Linked DNA regions of Homo sapiens: region 1 is linked to region 2. Evidence: chromatin loops called from intact Hi-C (ENCODE). Cell type or tissue: B cell. All regions are shown on one strand. Links, peaks and the distances in the headings refer to the core of each region. The heading gives the core; the rest is flanking DNA.

Evidence for each region. Hi-C counts contacts between places; a loop is a spot of excess contacts. Peaks named below come from ENCODE experiments on the same cell type or tissue, not always from the same donor. Only the 100,000 strongest peaks of a DNase experiment are listed, where the experiment ranks them.
Region 1: a loop joins it to region 2, with 14 times the contacts of the local background. A loop is called at or near these places in 3 of 110 quality-filtered maps.

The regions. Positions count from the first base shown.
Region 1 is chrX:6,734,292-6,743,220 of GRCh38, reverse strand. It overlaps a transcript of PUDP not described here. Among named protein-coding and RNA genes, the nearest start is that of VCX3A, 200 kb to the right of the region's middle. In B cell, for the core only: no CTCF peak of the experiment used is centred there; a DNase peak (open chromatin) is centred at 4,030; H3K4me3 peaks cover 234 bases; H3K27ac peaks cover 640 bases.
Region 2 is chrX:7,078,860-7,087,788 of GRCh38, reverse strand. All of the region lies in intron 2 of PUDP (pseudouridine 5'-phosphatase), which reads left to right. Among named protein-coding and RNA genes, the nearest start is that of STS, 64 kb to the left of the region's middle. RefSeq lists enhancers at 4,460-4,529, 4,649-5,149, 5,150-5,650. In B cell, for the core only: no CTCF peak of the experiment used is centred there; a DNase peak (open chromatin) is centred at 3,658; H3K4me3 peaks cover 1,223 bases; H3K27ac peaks cover 1,941 bases.

The DNA of each region.
Region 1 (8,929 bases), core at 201-8,200, 340 kb after region 2:
AATAATGATAGAGACAGTCACTGCAATAAGAACAGAGCAAAGCAGGCTTGAGCTTATTTATTTTTTTAAGTTTACCTATTTTAAAACAAATACAGATTTACAAGAAGTTGCAGCATGATGTACAGGAAGCCGTTGTGTATTCTTCATCCAGTTTCCCCTACTGAAAGCATCTTGAAGGAGAATAGGGCAAGGTCAACACAGAATGGTTCCCATTTTTCCAAACAAAGAAGTCCAGCATTTTAAAAGGGGGCTTTTTATTTTCCTAATTTTTGAAAACACTATATTTGAATATATGTGACTTTGTAACCTGAGCGGAAGCTATGTATTTCACTTTCTCAAACCATGTGTTCTTAAAAATAACTGTACCTGGTTCTCTTTAATCTGACTTAAGGATAAGCAAAATTTTTTTGTGTTTGTTTTTGGTTTTTTGTTTGTTTGTTTGTTTTGAGGCAGGGTCTTGCTCTATCGCTCAGGCTGGAGTGCAGTAGCATAAGCATGGTTCACTGCAGCCTTGAACGCCTGGTCTTACACGATCCTCCCACCTCAGCCTCCTGAGTAGCTGGGACTACAGGCGTGTGCTCCACCACAACTGCCCGGCTAATTTTTATTTTTGTAGAGAGTGTCTCTAAAAAATATCTTGCCCAGGCTGGTCTAGAACTCCTAGGCTCAAGTGAGCCTCCCTCTTTGGCTTCCCAAAGTGATGGGATTACAGGTATGAGCCACCACACTCAGCCCAAAGATTTTTTTACAAAGGGCCAGATAGCAAATGTTTTGGCTTTGTGAACCACACAGTCTCTGCCATAAATAGGCAACTCTGCCATTGTACAGCAAAAGCAGCCACAGACAATACCTGAATAAATTAATGTGACTGTTCCAATAAAACTGTATTCATAAAAACAGGCAGTGGGCCAGATTTGGCCTGTGGGCAGTGATTTGGGGACCTTGGCCTAAATCAACCCACTCAATGTCTGAATCCAGAAAAGGGTTTTGAGAGTTAATTCAGTAAATCCAGTTATATCATTTCCCTGTTATTTATCCAGAATCCTCCAACTATACACATTAAAAAAGAGGGAAGGCCGGGCCTGGTGGCTCACATCCCAGCACTTTGAGAGTCCGAGGCGGGCAGATCACTTGAGGTCAGGAGTTCAAGAGCAGCCTGGCCAGTATGGTGAAACCCTGTCTCTACAAAAGTAGCAAATTAGCCAGGCGTGGTGCCATGTGCCTGTAATCCCAGCTACTCGGGAGGCTGAGGCATGAGAGTAGCTTGAACCTGGGAGATGGAGGTTACAGTGAACCGAGATTGCACCACTGCACTCCAGCCTGGGCGACAGAGTGAGACTCCATCAAAGAAAGAAAGAAAGAAAGAAAAAGAAAGAAAGAAAGAAAGAAAGAGAGAGAGAGAGAGAGAGAGAGATTTAAAAAGAGAGAAATCTTTATACAAGCATGTAGTATTCTACTTTGAGGAGAAAAAATGGCATAAAAATGAGTTGATATTAGGAATTTACTTGTATGTAACTTTCCAGGATGTATCATGAAATCAGTCAATCAACTTATCTACCTACCTATACCTATCTACCTCCCTCCCTCCCTATCTACCTACCTACCTATGTATACCTATGTATCTCTCTACATATGTCTATATCTGTTTTTACCTATCTATTCATCCACCATCTATCTCTATATATCCCTCTATATATCTATATCTATCTTATCTATGTATATTCATGTGTGCCTATGTATGTCTATATGTATAAATGTGTGTATATATGTATATATGCATATACAGACACATCAGTTTCGATTAAATTCACATACAAAGATATATTGAATTCCTATTGACTTCCTATAGATGCATTCATTTACATATGCAACAGTTGCCATATGTATGCATGTGTGAATCCATTGTGGGAATGTAAACTAACACGTTTGAAGTCACATAGATAATTCTCAAAAACTGTGTTGGAATTTGTCAATTTTCCACTGGCTTAGAGCTGCAGAGGAAAACTAAGACTTGGAGGTACAAACAATTTCAGTCTCTGCCGAGTTTTTTTTTTTTTTTTGGAGATGGAGTCTTAACTCTGTCGCCCAGGCTAGAGTGCAGTGGTGCGATCTTGGCTCACTGCAACATCTACCTCCCAGGTTCAAGCAATTCTGCTGCCTCAGCCTCCAGAGTAACTGAGATTACAGGTGTGCCCCACCACGCCCGGGTAGTTTTTGTATTATTAGTAGAGATGGGGTTTCACCATGTTGGCCAGGTTGGTCTCGAACTCCTGACGTCAGGTGATCTGCCCACCTCAGCCTCCCAAACTGCTGGGATTACAGGCGTGAGCCACCGCACCTGGCCTCTGCCAAGTTTTTAAATTAAAATGGCAATTATTCTATCAAGTGCATGTAAGTTTATTGTATTAGAACTCGTTGATAAGATGTCGTGAAAGTGTGGGATGAGGAGCACGAGAGGGTGTATCATTATCAGCCCTCTTGGTATTACTGACATGACATTTCAATGAATGCACTCACTTGGGCTCAACATGTGGCCTCTGGGCCTTCTCAGGGATCTCTGCAGTGGGTTCCAATTATTAATAAGGCTATTATTTAAATTTAATGTATGATCTTATGTTGGAAAAGGAAAAAGTGATTACAATACTGACAGGCACGCAAAAACAGATTCTTTAAATTTGCAAAAACCTTACTCTTAGGGACATCTCTAATGGTCCTTGAGCTTTATAAAATCTGATAAAAATAAATTTAATATTGAAGTGAAAAATCTGGAATAATTCAGAAACAACTCTATAAAATAGGTATCCTTAATTGTTAAAAATATAATCTTTTGTCTCCCTAGTTAAAGGTCCAACCATGTGTACAAAGAAGTGTCTATTCCATGACAACAGATTTTTGATCAATTATTTTCCCAATGGGAGAATGCTAATTACCAAGTTATCCTTTGGGAAAATACCAAATACCAAATAAAATACCAGATAAATAAAATAAAATAACAAACACCAGTGCTGCATTTCACAAAAATTATTACTTGGAAAACCAATTCCATGGAATGCAGGGTGACCACCCACCCCACAATACGGAAAGTTGCCAGGATATAGGACTTTCACTCCTGAAATTGTGACAGTATTGGGCAAACCAGGATGAGTTGATCACCCTAAAGGAATAGGGAATAGTAAAAATTACCCTGCTAAAGGTGTCTATGATCAAACATGACAGAGACATTCTGCGATAAATAAAATTTGACCATTGTCTTTACTGTAACCATTCACAAAATCTTAGTAGGCTAATAAATAAATGAGAAGAGCATCAGTTGGGCACTGCCTATTCCCAGGTTCTAGAAACTAAAATACTACTCCAAAAATAGCCAGGTATTAAATTTTAGCTCAGGTTCCATCCCTCTTGGAACATGAAGACAAGCTCAAAGTTTTACAGTAAAACTCCCTTGAAGATCAACAGATGAAGGAGGAAATATTTGGAGAAGAGAGGGAATATTTGTGCCTCTATCTAAATCACATAGTGGAAATTATTTGTAAGTTCATTCATTTTTTCTTTATCCTACTGTTCTCTTTCTAGGGCTTCTCAGCCTTGACACTATTGACATCAGGGGCTGGACCATTATTGTGGAGGGCAGTCCTATACTTTGTAGGATGTTAAGTGGCATCTCTGGCCTCTGCCCAACAAATGCTAGCAGCACCCCCGACACACACACTCTGCCATTTCCAGTTGCGACAACCAAAAATGTCCTCAGACATGGCCAAATGTCCCTGGAGAGGAGCAATGTTACTCCGAATTGATAACCTATTTGAGCCAGTCTGAAAAATAAGGTCCCACAAACAGAGAAGCAAGCTCAGGAAGCGGTTACTCAGAAAAGCAAACCCCTTTCAGGAAATTGTCCTTGATGGCTTCTAGGTCACTGCAGCTTCCTAAGGGATGCCATGTGACTGTTGAGAGTGGAAGTGTTCCTATCATCCATGTGCACGATTTCAGCAAAAAGCAGGCCCTTCCGTGAACCATTTTCGAAACCTTGAAGAAACAGACATTGGTGTTCAACCGCAACACCTGGCGTGTGAATGTGGCTCTATCAGATGATTAACTTAGCTCTCACAAACACAATTCAGGAAGGAAAAGAACATGCAAATAGTTGTTCTCATCACTCTCAAAAACTGCTAATTGTCCCCCTCACTAGCTACTAGAGGCACTCAGGGCTGCAGGAAATGGTGACTCAACGCAGGTGTTTGTACTCTATCTCTCTCTTCCTCTATTTCTTTGCTGTCTTCCCATGCGACCTTCAATTTGTCAATTAAATTCAAAAGCACCGAAAAAAAGAGGAAAGGCATTTAAAAATGTCTGGCAATGATTAATGAACCCATCAATGCAGTAATCAAATTCCCTGGGTTTGAGGCAGGTTTTCTCATTCTCAACTTTGACATTTGAGGGTTTGGGGTAGGTTTTCTCAACTTTGACATTTGAGGGTGAAGTCATTCTCTGTGGTAGGGGCTGTGCTGTGCATTGTCGGGTACTGAGTAACATCCCTGGTCTCTACCCAACAGATGCTAACTGGGTTATTGCAACCCAAAATGTCTCCAGACATGGCCAAATGTCCCTAGGGAAAGAATAATCCCTGTAGAGTATCACTAGTTTATGGGATAAAGATGAAGAGAAAATGGACAGTTGCTCAAAACATTTAGGAAAAATCTAAGGGTAACTTTCAAAAATACATATGCCTGGATTCCACGCTTGGAGACTTAGAAGTCATTGGTGTGGGATTCAGCTGGGGTACAGGATTCTTTAAGCCTCCCCAGGTGGTTCTAAGGTGCAGACAGAGTTGGGAACTACTCATCTAGAAAAGAAGACAATAATGACCAGAGTTCCAATAAAGCTTCACAACACTTCTCAGAAATCGACACGCATGGCACCAACAGATTCCATTACATTGTTGCCCATCATCCATGATGGTTTTGTAAGCTGTAGAATTGTCCTCAGTTCTAGAAACTGTGTGTGTTTCTGAGTGTCTAAGAACTCTTGTACATGGACTAAATTAGATGATGTGGACTGGGGGACCAACCACACCCCCTGGGATATGAGAAACCAAGAGTTGCATCAAGCACTGCCTGCACCTGCATCTGCTAGCATTGTCCAAGGTTTTCTAGGGTGCCATGATGGCATCTTCATCTACTCCTTTTTTTTCATATCCAGTTCATTAAGTCCTGCCTGTTGAACTTTAAAAACATATCCAGAATATGACCTCTTCTCATTAATCTCATCATGACCTTCTAGAAACTGCTACCATTGGGTCTTTCAGGATAATAGTAATACTATTTGTATTTTTTGCTTCAGTGCTCGCATCGACAGCACAAAGCCCTCAAGGTTATTCTAAACCCAGTTGATGGAGTAATCCTTTTAAAATAGGAGACAAAGTTGTGCCAACCTCCCAACCTGGAAACAGGAAATGGGGTGGGTGGTGCTGCTGGCATTTTTGGGCAGAGACCAGGGATACTTCTCAATATCCTACGATACCCCTCTCCTGCATCCTAAAATTTGAGAACCTTGCAGTGACATGCAAAGATGGGTCCCCGCCATCACTTCTGTGGCCCCACCTCCTACTACTCTCCCTCCCTCCCTCCCTCATCCATGGCCACTCTGGGTGCCTAGGGCATTCCAGGAATGCTCCTCCTTCAGGGTCCTAATACCTGCTGCTCACTCTCACTGCAAAGCTCTCCCAGAGTTATTACCAGGTTCTAGAAACAATCCCCTCCCCTCCCTTCTTGAGGTCTTTGCTCAAACGTTGCCTTCTCAGAGCAGTCTTCTCTCACCACTTTATCTAAATTGCAACTCCCTACCCCAAGCACTAGCTACTCCCCTCTAATGTTCTTCATAATATTTCTTGCCAACTGTATTTGCTTTCTCGGGCTGCTTTAGCAAATCAGCACAAACTGCATGGTTTAAAACCAACAGAAATGTATTTCTTCATAGGTCTGGAGGCCAGAGTCTGAAATCAAGAACAGATGAGCTGCCTTCGAAGCCTCTAGGGGAGGATCCTTCCTTATCTCGTGCAGCTTTTGGTGGTAGCTGGCCTTCCTTTGCTTGAATCTAAATCTTCCTTTAGCCTGAATCCCATCTTGAAGATCAGCACAGCACACAGATCTTTTTTCTCTACATTGTCTCGTCCTCTGTGTGTGACAGATGTCTCTCTGCCTCCTCTTTTTTAAAAAAACTGTTATTTTAGGTTCAGGGTTACAGGTGCAGGTATGTTTAGGAAAATTGTGAGTTTCAGGTGTTTTGTATACAGATTATTTCATCATGCAAGTAATCAGCATAGTACCTGATAAGTGGTTTTTGAATCTTCACCCTCCTCCCACTGTCCACCCTCAAGTAGGCCCCAGTGTCTATTTCTCCTTTTTTTTGTGTCTATCTGTCCTCAATGTTTAGCTCCACTTATAACTGAGAATGTACAGTTATTGGTTTTCTGTTCCTGTGTTACTTCACTTAGGATCATGGCCTCCAGCTCCATCCATGTTGGTGCAATGGACATGATCTCATCCTTTTTTATGGACGCATAGTATTCCAGGGTGCATATGAACCATGCTTTCTTTATCCAGTCTACCAGTGATGGATATGTAGGTTGATTCCATGTCTTTGCTATTGTGAACTGCGCTGCAATGAACATATGTGTGCATATGTCTTTATGGTAGAATGATTTATTTTCTTTGGCTATATGTGCAATAATATCTGCTTTCTTCTTGTAAGGATACACATGATTATATTAGGGCCCACCTGGATAATTCCATTACCTCAAAATCCATAATTGCATTTTTCATATAAAGTATGAAAGAGCCTGTTTCATATAAAGTAACCTTTCCTGGTTCCAGGTATTAGGACCTGATATCTTTGGGGATAGGAGGGCATTATTCAGTCTACTAGACCACTTATTTATTTTTCATATTGATTGTTCATTGTATCTTCCCTCAGTATAATACAAAATTCACTGAGGATACGAGTTTAAATTTTTTCTTATTCTTTCACTATATTTCTCATCTAGAATATACTAGAAGCTCAATAAAGTTTTCAATGTTTTTTTTTCTTGAATGAAGGAATGAACATTTACAAATGAAGTGTGTCGTTATTGGTTTAGAAATACCTTAATGGAGTAGATTTTTTTTCCTTTTCTTGCTTCTTTTTTTTTTTTTTGAGACAAAGTCTTGATCAGTTGCTTCAGTGCAGTGGCATGATCATGGCTTACTGCAGCCTCAATCTCCCAGGCTCAAGTCATTCTCCCACCTCAACACCCTGAGTATCTGGGAAAACAGGTGCATGCCACCCTGCCCAACTAATTTTTTTTTTTAATTTTTAGTAGAGATGAGGTCCTACTATGTTGCCGAGGCTGGTCTCAAATTCCTAAGCTCAAGCAATCCTCCCTATTTGGCCTCCCTATTTGGAAAGCTGTACACATCAAGTGTGTAAATGGAGTGTGAACAACACTATTGTAAAAGTATAAAGCAGTGCATGGAACAGATTAAAAGATTAATTCAAGAGAGGGATGAATTACTACAAGGTGGAGGGGAGTGAAGGTTGGTTGCAAAAGTATACACAGGAGACTGCAGTTGTTAGTAATATTTTATTTCTTCACTTAAGTGGGTAGATCATTATGTGAAACATTGTAGCTTCTATGTCTGAATTTATTTCTATGTGATACTTATGTAAAATAAGTAAATACACAAAGAGAGAAAGGTATGCAAAAATAAGTATATTTTGTTTCTATGGAGGTTTTATCTTTTCTGCTTTCCTCAGCATTTTTAATGACCTCATAACATTTTTTTTTTTATGTTGAGGCAAAACGTTTTCCTTCACTTTGCAGTGTCCGAGGTGGTTGGTCACTGAAAACATCTGGAGAAGAGGGCAGTGTGGACAGATCTGTGTCCCAAGTGTAGATGGTCTCAGCCCAACACTACCTGAACCATGGAAACATATTTTTATCTCTTTAACAGAATGCAATCTTAACTTGGTTAAAAAGAAACCAGCCTGCCCTGAGTAAAACTGGGCCTCTGAGAACCATGAAGTGTTGTGAGGAGTACAGGAAAAGTTCATGATATGCACCAGCTTCCTGAATATCACTGGCTCACATAGCAAAGTCATTGATAAGCAAGAGGTTAAATGAATTATTTTGATGTAGAACAGATTGTGGTTGGGAGCACTTGAATACTATGTAACCAGTCGGATCCAGCAGGCATTCTGTATTAATATGATTCATTCATTTGTAAATTGCTTGCAATGCATATTCCAGCTTTGTATTGATAAACCGCAAGCATCAGGCCTCCTATACGTAATTTGTCTGTGCACCTGATTCTCGTAAATCCAAGAGAAGCCCCCAAACACATGGCCTTTGCTAGCACTCCACTGCTGCAAAATCTAAGGCAACATTCTTTAATTTTTGTTTAATTATTATTATTATTAGAGACAGGGTCTCACTGTGTAGCCCAGGATGGTCTCACTGTGTAGCAGGGTGTGACCATGGCTCACTGCAGCTTCAAAATTCTAGGCTCAAGCAATCCTCCCACCTCAGCCTGCTGAGTAGCTGGGACTACAGGCGCACACCACTAATTTTTTTCATTTTGTAGAAATAGGGTCTTGCTACATTGCCCAGACTCATCTTCAACTCCTGGGCTCAAGCGATCCTTCCTCCTCGGCCTCCCAAAGCACTGGGATTACAGGCGTGAGCCAGCCCACCGGGCCTAATAATATTTTTAATAGACAAATCATAATTGTATATGTTTATGAGGCACAATGTGATGTTTTGCTGTATGTATGCATTGTAGAATGATTAAACTATTAACATATCCATCATCTCATTTACTTATCATTTTTGGTGATAAGACGTTTGAAATTTAATCTCTTACCTATTTTGAAATATGCAATAAATTTTTATTAACTA
Region 2 (8,929 bases), core at 656-8,655:
AGCAGACCAAATAAATGTAAACTGGACTCTTGCAACTGTTTGTTTGAAGATTTGAAAGGAGTTAGTTTATATTTATTTTCATAACTGCTTTATTTCTGTCAGTATTTAATGTTTGCCAAAAAAGGAAACACAGGTTTCCCACACTGTCTCCCCATCAAGTATCACAAATTTGTGTGTCAAGTACCAGAATTTGAGAAAGATAATTAAGATGGTTTAAGGTCATCTCACAGATAGAACCTCAGTCTATCCAAGTTTTCTCCTCCAGGGTCAACCCACTGTATTAGCTTCCTGGTAGTGCTGTGTTAATTAACAAACTCCGTGGCTTAAAGCAGCAGAAACTTAACTGTCTGACACCTCAGAAGGCTAGAAGTCCGAAGTCAAGGTGTGAGCAGGGCTGCACTCCCTCTCAAGGCTCTAGGGAAGGATCCTTCCTGCCTCTTTTCAGCTGCTGGTAGTTGCCGGCCACCCTTAGCTTTCCTTGGCTTGTACCTTCAACTCCCCAATCTCTGTCTCCATTTTCACACGCCCTCCCTCGTCCTGTGTGTCTTTGTCTCCAAATTTCCCTCTCCTTTCTTTGGATTTAGGGTCCAACCTTAATTTAGTATGGCCTCATAATAACTTGATTACATCTGCAAAGACCCTATTTCCAACTAAGGTCCTATTCCCACGTTTTAGGTGAACATGAATTTTGTGGGGAGAGCACTGTCAAGCCAGTACACCTCCACCCATACTTTCCTACTCCCAGCTCAGACTGCCACTGTTCAGGTTGCCCCAGGAGGGCCCTGAGCTGGGGCGCGGACTCAGTCAGTCGTGTTTGGCTGGAGTGTTCCATGAGGTTCAGCCAGTCTTGCCAGAGCCTTGCTCCTCTTCCAGCCCCTCAACCCAATTCCTTTCTCCTGTTTCCTTTCCTTCCACACTACCACACTGTCTTACGTCCAGGATATAGGTTAGTCACTCAATTCCATAAGCCGGATCCTGTGGTGCAAATTCCATAAGTGGCGATCCCTGATATTAGCTTTGAGTTGGTGCCGGGTCCCTAGTAAATTAGGACTGAAGATCTGCACACAGCCAAGGGCCCTCTCCCTAGCAGCAAGCACCTTTTCAAAAGAGCAGAATTCATTTGGAAGGCCTAGAAAAAGGAAGGAGGTGCTCTGCCAAAATCAATGATGTCTGAGAAAGAAGCATGCTCCCTAGAGCTTGGAGAAGATCAGAAGAGGGATAGCCTGAGGCATGGCTCTGCAGTAAATCATTAAGAGACGCCCACTCACAGTGGCTGTGGCTACCAGAGGTTTCCTGTGAGGGAACTAAAAAGCGCACAGTAGTGTTTGTAAGTGATGGTTCCATTTTAATAGATAAACATACAGAACTTATAAAAAATCAAGAATCTATATTAGCCAGATTTCCTAAATTAGTTAATATTTCTTTTAAATTTATACTTAAAGTCACAGTTTTTAAAACTATATATATGAATGTGAATACTATATGCTTTGGGGAATTTGACTTTGGTTATTTTCTAGTGTCAAGGATAAACACAGCCAGACAGTAGTTAAAGCGATCAGCACAGATTTTCTTCCATAATATACTATTGCAATAGAGAAAAGAGACCAATGTGAAACTGGGCTCAACATCAATTATCCCAGAGGTGACTGGGCATTTTAAAGGGAAATTCAGGGAGTAGGGAGGGGTCAGCAGGGGCTCAGCAGAGTTGGGGAAGTGAAAATTGCAGAAAGCAGGAAGAGGGTTTGGTCAGTGTGAAGCCATCTGGGTTTCACTGGTGCTGATAGAAGTCAGGCTCCTGCCCTTCCACAGAGGCTTGTCTGCAGGAGTGGCTGGAACCAACAATCAGTTATTTTGGCAGCCTTGAGTTTTCGTAGGCAAGTACTTTAAGGGGGCTAGAGTCATGTAGCGGTGTGACCTTGAGCTGTTGAACTTGTTCAAGTCTTTATAGGCCAGTGTGGGGGCCTTGTGGAGAAAAAGACTCAGAGCAGCCTGAGTAGAGTCTGGTCCAGGAGACACTTTTGTCACTGAGCATGACCAATCCATTTATCACAATGGTAGCAGCGTGTCCTCATGGAATTATGTTTCCTTCGATAAATCTTGAACAAGAAATAAATGCATCAGCATATGTTTTTAAAAGTTAAACAGATGTTAAACTTAAAGGAAGTTTGCTAAAATCCATTTCGTGGACCCCTTTGTAAATACCTGACCTACACAGCTTACCCCTTATGATTTAAAGTTAACTTGCATCCATTTTATGGAATCCCAGGTGCCTGTTTGACCTGCAGACATCTTTCTCCCTTCTTGGTCACTCTCTCAGGGCATCAGCTCTTCACACAGCAACAGCTTCCTGCATGTGGCCCCTGACTGTCCATTGATGACCGAAGGCTCGTGGACTTGCCAAGTTGCCCACGTAAAACCCAGGGTTCAGAGAGCGAGACAAGTCCTTGCATTGTGAAGTGCCAACAATTCTAGTATTCCAAAGCTCAGTGTTGTTCAGAACATGGTACCCTTGTGAGATCACGTGTGACATTTGTGAAGAACCTGGAACTGATGTTTCCTTAGGAAGCCTCGCAACAGTAAGTGCTTTCAGCTCGCTCAAGGAACTTCAAGTAGGCAAGAAATAAGAATGGAAACCCTGCATTACTCCATCAGATCTTGAAAGTTTTCTCTTGGATAAATGTGCCTGTCAATCACATCGAATCTTATCCCCTGCCTCCATGTGCTATACCACAACAGCGACGTCTGCTGGACCGTGTGTGCTCTCTGGGTACACATTTTCCAGGAGGCAGCATCTTATTAGAGAGTAACAGGTCTGTCTTGTGTAAAGGAGAATGCTAACCGCTTCATGAGAAGGCTCCCCACCATGAACTCGGATAACCGGATGCTATTTTTTTAACTTATTTATTTTTTAATTGACAAATAGAAATCGTATATAGTTATCACACACAACGTGTTTTGAAGTATGTATACATTGTGGAGTGGCTGCGTCAAGGTAATGAACACATGCATCATCTCACTTTCTCATCATGTTTTGTGGGGAGAACACTTAAAATCTAGAATCTGAGTGATTTTCACATAGCCAAATGTTATTTTTAATGACCTTTGCCTTAATTGTCCATTCAATATCGGTCATAGATATTTATTGAGGGCCCAGCATGTGCCAGCCAAGCGTGGCCTCCTAATTGGAAACACAAACCCTGAGAAACTCTGAGCATTGTTGTGTAGTGCAGGGGCCATCCTCACACCCCCACAGCCAGCATTCAGCTTGCTTCATAAGCCATGGATGGAGTCAAAGGAAAACTAGCTCACCTTCCCACTATGTATCTGAAATCACTTTCTATTCCATGCTGCACACATGTACTGCAAGGAAAAGGAATGATTCCTGCCCCCACCACTGCCTTCCATTCCTAAGAACAGAGAGGATGGAGTACGAGGATGAGGAAAACAGACGGCAGGAAATAAGCAGTTTATTCACTGGATGTCTGCATGGGGTCTTGGGAGTGCAGAGGTTGTGACTCATTCTTGAGTGGAAGTTTCTAACCACATACATACAACCGCAATAACTGCAGCCAGCTGCTGGAGGTGTTGTGGTGAATCCCAGCGGGTTACAAGGGTGTGAGAAGCCTGGTAAAGTTTCCAGGAAGTGAAAGCACATGAGCTATGTCTTCACCCGCAAAGATGCAGGTAACAGCTCAGATTCTGAGTCTTAGGAAGAGGATGGAGGCCGGAGGGTGACAGGGTTTCTCTGTAGTCCTCAGGAAGTGAAACTGCCTCACAGGAAATAAAGCAATATCAATCAGGCAGTTTCTTTCTGTGTATATTTGAATATTGTCAATGTTTTAAAAATCACGACGTATTTCTTTTTTTTTCCTTCTTTTTTTTTTTGTTGTTGTTGTTGTTGAGACAGTCTTTCTCTGTCGAGTGCAGTGGTGTGATCTCGGCTGACTGCAACCTCCGTCTCTTGAGTTCCAGTGATTCTCCTGCCTCAGCCTCTCGAGTAGCTGGGATTACAAGCATGTGCCTCCACGCCTGGCTAATTTTTGTGTTTTTAGTAGAGATGGGATTTCACCATGTTGGTCAGGCTGGTCTGCAACTCCTGACCTCAAGTAATCCGCCCACCTCGGCCTCCCAAAGTGCTGAGATTGTAGGCATGAGCCACCATGCCCAGCCAAACCGGACATATTTCTAAGGAACGAGAAAGAGCAGCCGTCTGTCCACCACCTGCCCCCCACAACTGTCTTGAACCGCATCCCAGACAGCTTGGTGTCGTAGCTGACATTGCCTGTGTCGGCCCTCCTCTCCTGATTTATTTTAATCCTCATATGTTCTTTCTTCTTCTGGGAATTGTTCTTTTCTAGCATTCTGTTTTTGTTTTAAGGACTCAGTAACTTATATGTCTTCATGAATACTAATTATTATCATGACTGTTGCTTCCTCGCCCACTTTTCTCTGGATTGTCATTTTTTTCTGGCAGATTCCTGTCTTCTGCCTGTTTGAGTCTTCTTCCACAAACACCTGGCAGTGTCTGTTCTGCTCATTCACATTCAAGAACAGAGCACCTGTGTGTTCATTTCCTGGGGCTGCTGCCACAAGATACTGAAAACTCAGCAACTTCTAATAACAGAAGTTGACTGTCTCCCAGTTCTGGAGACTGGAAGTCTGAAATCAAGGTGTCTCAGGGCCACACTCCCTCTGTAGGCTCTAGGGGAGGATCCTTCCTGCCTTTCCCAGCTCCTGGGGGCTCTAGGCATCCCTGGGCTTGTGGCCACATCACTTCAGTCTCTGCCTCCGTTTCCACGTGGCAAAGTGAGCTCATCTCAAGATTTTTAACTTAATTACATCTCCAAAGACCCTTTTTCTAAACAAGACAGAAGTACCATGGGTGAGGACTTCTGTTTGGGGGCTACCGTTCAACCCACTGCTCTCAGTCACACAAAGCTTTTGAAGCATAACACCTGCTGTTCAGGCAGTTGCAAAAGTAGCCCCTAAGAAAGACAGCATGCCAAAGCACCTTCCCCATGGTGGGGTGGGGTGACGGGCCAGGCACCCTTAGGATGCCCATGCAGGAAGTGGAGGCTCAGCAGAATCCCACAGGTGTGTCTGGTCCTGGGATAGCATCAGCGTCTTCTCACAGGTAGCCAGGTGGCATCCATCAGCTGACCACATCGTCTGCCCCAGTGGCACGGGCTGTCTTCCATGTCTCACTTCATAGAGCTCTTCTAGACTGAGGCCCAGGACATGGTTCTCGGCACACAGCGTTAATGACATGCACGGCCCTCTAAGCGGTTCCCTCTCCCACTTTGCGTTGTCAACCCCCGGTACCCCCCACTTGATTCTGTTGCTCACTGCAGGTCTTAGGTAGTACAGAGAATGTTCAGGCTTGTAGGGTTCTGATGGCCAGATCACCCAACAAAAGAATGCCACGAACACCTGAGACCGCGCGGCAGCTGCCTGTCTTCTGCCTCTTTCCTTTGTTTAATCCTGTTTAATTGCACATCCCTGTTCTCACCCACCTTGGGTCTCTAGGATGGAGGAAAGCAGGAGCGTTTCTTCCCACTCACAGTGCTGATTCTCCACATTCCCCAGTTCTTCCCCTGGAGATGTGTCCTGTGAGCTGATTGTTTGGAGCAACAGATACCTAGATATCTGTCTCTCTGCCCTTCCTGTAAACCCACGGAAGCACACCAAATTCTAGGAGCTGGGAACTGGAGTTCATTTATACACATAATTAACCAGCTTCTCCCTAGAACAGAACTCCATTTGCATTTTTTCGTCTTTTACTTCTCAGGGAAAGCCACTGAGTGAGACAAAGTTTGTGTGCACTCTTTAAAAGATGAAAAACTTTGTGAAGGCATCAGGCAGTTTTGAATCAGGTGATTAGGATCGTTCATTCCTGATGATACACTGGAGCTATATCTGATGATAACGACACTACCTAACATTTATCTGGGGCTTCCTCACCCATGTCATTTTCCAGGCATTGTTCTTCTTGTGAATTAATTCCATGAGGAACGTTAATCATTGCTCTTTGACAGATGACAAAATTGAGGCCCAAAGAGGGCGTATAATTGACGGATGTCCCGTAATCTCTGACTGTGGTCATAGTCTTGTCTTGGCTTTCATCTTCATAGGAGTCCCAAGCATTTTGGAGATCTCAGTATGTTGTGGTGGTGTAAAGCAGTCGTCCAAAACCGTTTTTGATTCATTCTCCATCAATAAGAATGTTGAGCTGCATTCCAGTCTAGACACATTGGTGTGTGTTTGTTTATCTACTCCACCTTAGAAATAATTCACAGCAATAGAAATGCAAGAAGGATAAGCTAAAATAAAATAATCGGCCGGGTACAGTGGCTCACATCTCTAAGCCCAGGGCTTTGAGAGGCCGAGGCAAGAGGATTACTTGAAGCAGAACTTCAAGACTAGCTTAGCTAACATAGGGAGACCCTGTCTCTACAAAACATAAAAAAATTTACCAGGCATGGTGACATGCACCTGTAGTCCCAGCTATTCGGGAGGCTGAGGCTGGAGAATCGTTTTGAGCCCAGGAGGTCAAGGCTGCTATGATTGTTTGACTCTGCTCCAGCCTGGGTCACAGAGCAAGATCCTGTCTCAAAACAATAATAATAAAATAATCTGTTTAAGTTTTTAAAATTAATAGCACCAAAGTACTTTAAGAAAATTTTTATACAGTGTGTTTTACAGAGCCATGTGTTTAAGTGTGCTCCATTTTTTAAAATATTGGTTTAAAATTGTGTGATCTAGCAATTTAAAAATCTTGTTTTAAATTCAGATTGTTTTGATACTCAGCTTTAATCACTGTTTATATCCAGACAGAAGTTCATGATTGGCTAATTTTTTTTTTTTTTTTTTGAGATGGAGTCTGGCTCTGTCACCCAGGCTGGAGTGCAGTGGCGCTATGTCGGCTCACTGCAACCTCCACTTCCTAGGTTCAAGCGATTCTCCTGCCTCTGCCTCCCAAGTAACGGGTTACAGGACGCACTGCCACACGTGACTGTCTCTTTTTTAAAAAAATTAGAGCCTTTTATCTCATCCATCAGTTAGGTTAAGGTTTAAATTGAAATTTAGCTAATAAATATAGTCCTCTGTGATACTAATCAGTGGTTGTTGCAAACTAATGAAATAGTGTGGCATTTTAGTATTTTTAACTAATGGATTCAAGTTCTGTAGAAGCTCTTTAGGTGGAGTACTTCTACACTGATTGAATATTGTTTTTATGCGTGGAGGTATGTGTATGTATGTTCATGAGATCTGTCGTTTTCTTGTCTGGCTTTTGTCTGGTTTTGGGATCAGGGAAGTGCTGATGTAAAATGTAAAATGAGTTGAGAGGTGTTCCCTCCAATTTCCTGAAAAGTCTGTTTAGAATTGGCATCCTTTTTTTCTTGGGAAGTTGGTAAATTTACCAGCAAGGCCATTTGATCCTAGATGTGGGAAGGAGGTTTTTAATTACAAATTCAATTCCTTTCATAGGCAGAAGGCTATTCAGGTTATTTGTGTCTTCTTGAGGGAGTTTTATATCTTTCAAAGAATTATCTCATTTCATCTAAATGGTCAAATGTGTTGCCATTAATCCTATAATAATTAAGTTTTTATCATTTTATCGATGTTAGAATCTGTAGTGATGTCTGTCCCCTCTTTCCCTGCTAATGTTAGTACATTTGGATCTTCTTTATTTTTTTGATCAGTTTAGCTAGGAGTCTACTAATTTAATTGCTCTTCTCAAACAACTCGCTTTTGATTTAGTTGGTTTTCTGTATTCTACTTTTATTTCATTGATTTTCTCTCTCATGTTTATTATTTCCTTCCTTTTATTTGTTTTGGGTTTAATTTGCTCTTTTCCTTCACTTTCTTAAGGTAAAAGCTTAAATCATTGAACTTCTTTCTTTCAGGTTTTCAATGTGGCAACTTAGATCACTTATTTGAGACCTTATTATTTAACATATCACTCAATGCCATCAGTTTTCATCGAAGCAATGTTTTAGCCACATCCCAGAAATTTTGGTAGTTTTTAGTTCTCTACAAAATATTACCTAGTTTCCCTTTGTGATTTCATCTTTGACCCATGTCTTACATAGAAGTGTAACATCCAAATATTTGTGATTTTCCACATTCCTATTATTAATGTCTATTTTAATTCTACCATCGTTAGATAAGGTATTCTGTATGATTTTAAGTATTTTATAATTTTTGAGAATAGTTTTATCCTTATAATAGGATATTTCTTGTTGAATGTTCCACGTGCACTTAAAAATAATGTGGTTTCTGCTGTTGTTGGGAGAAGTATTACATAAACGTCAATTAGGTCAGGTTGCTTGACAGTGGTTCTGAAGTCTGCTGTGTCCTTACTTCTTTTCTGTCTACTTGTTTTATCAATTACTGATAGAGGAGTTTTAAACTTCCTTCTACGTTTGTGTTTCTCCATTCAGTTCTATTGGTTTTTGCTTTATGCATTCTGAAGCTCTGCTATTTGATGTTTACACATTTAGAATTATGTCTTATTGATGAACTGATCTATTTGTCATTATGAAATGTCCCTATTTATCCCTGATGATAGTCATTCATTGTTCTAAAGGCTTGTTTGTTATTAATGTAAGTAACCTGGCTCTCTTTTGAGCAATAGTTATGTGGTATGTAGTTTTCTATCCTTTTATCTTCAATCTATCTGTGTAGTTATATTTAAAGTAGGTTTCTGTAGACAACATGTAGTTGGGTCTTTTGTTTTTCTTTTTTATTCTGATAGTGTCTATCTTAGGTGTGTTTATAATACTTATAAAGCCGTTACATAAGGTCATGATCTGCTAATTCCATCTGTCTCTATCATTTCTGTGTCTATTTCTCCTGATTGTGGGTGGTATTTGCTTCTTTGCAGCATGGTAATTTTTGATTGAATGTTAGACACTATGAATTCTAC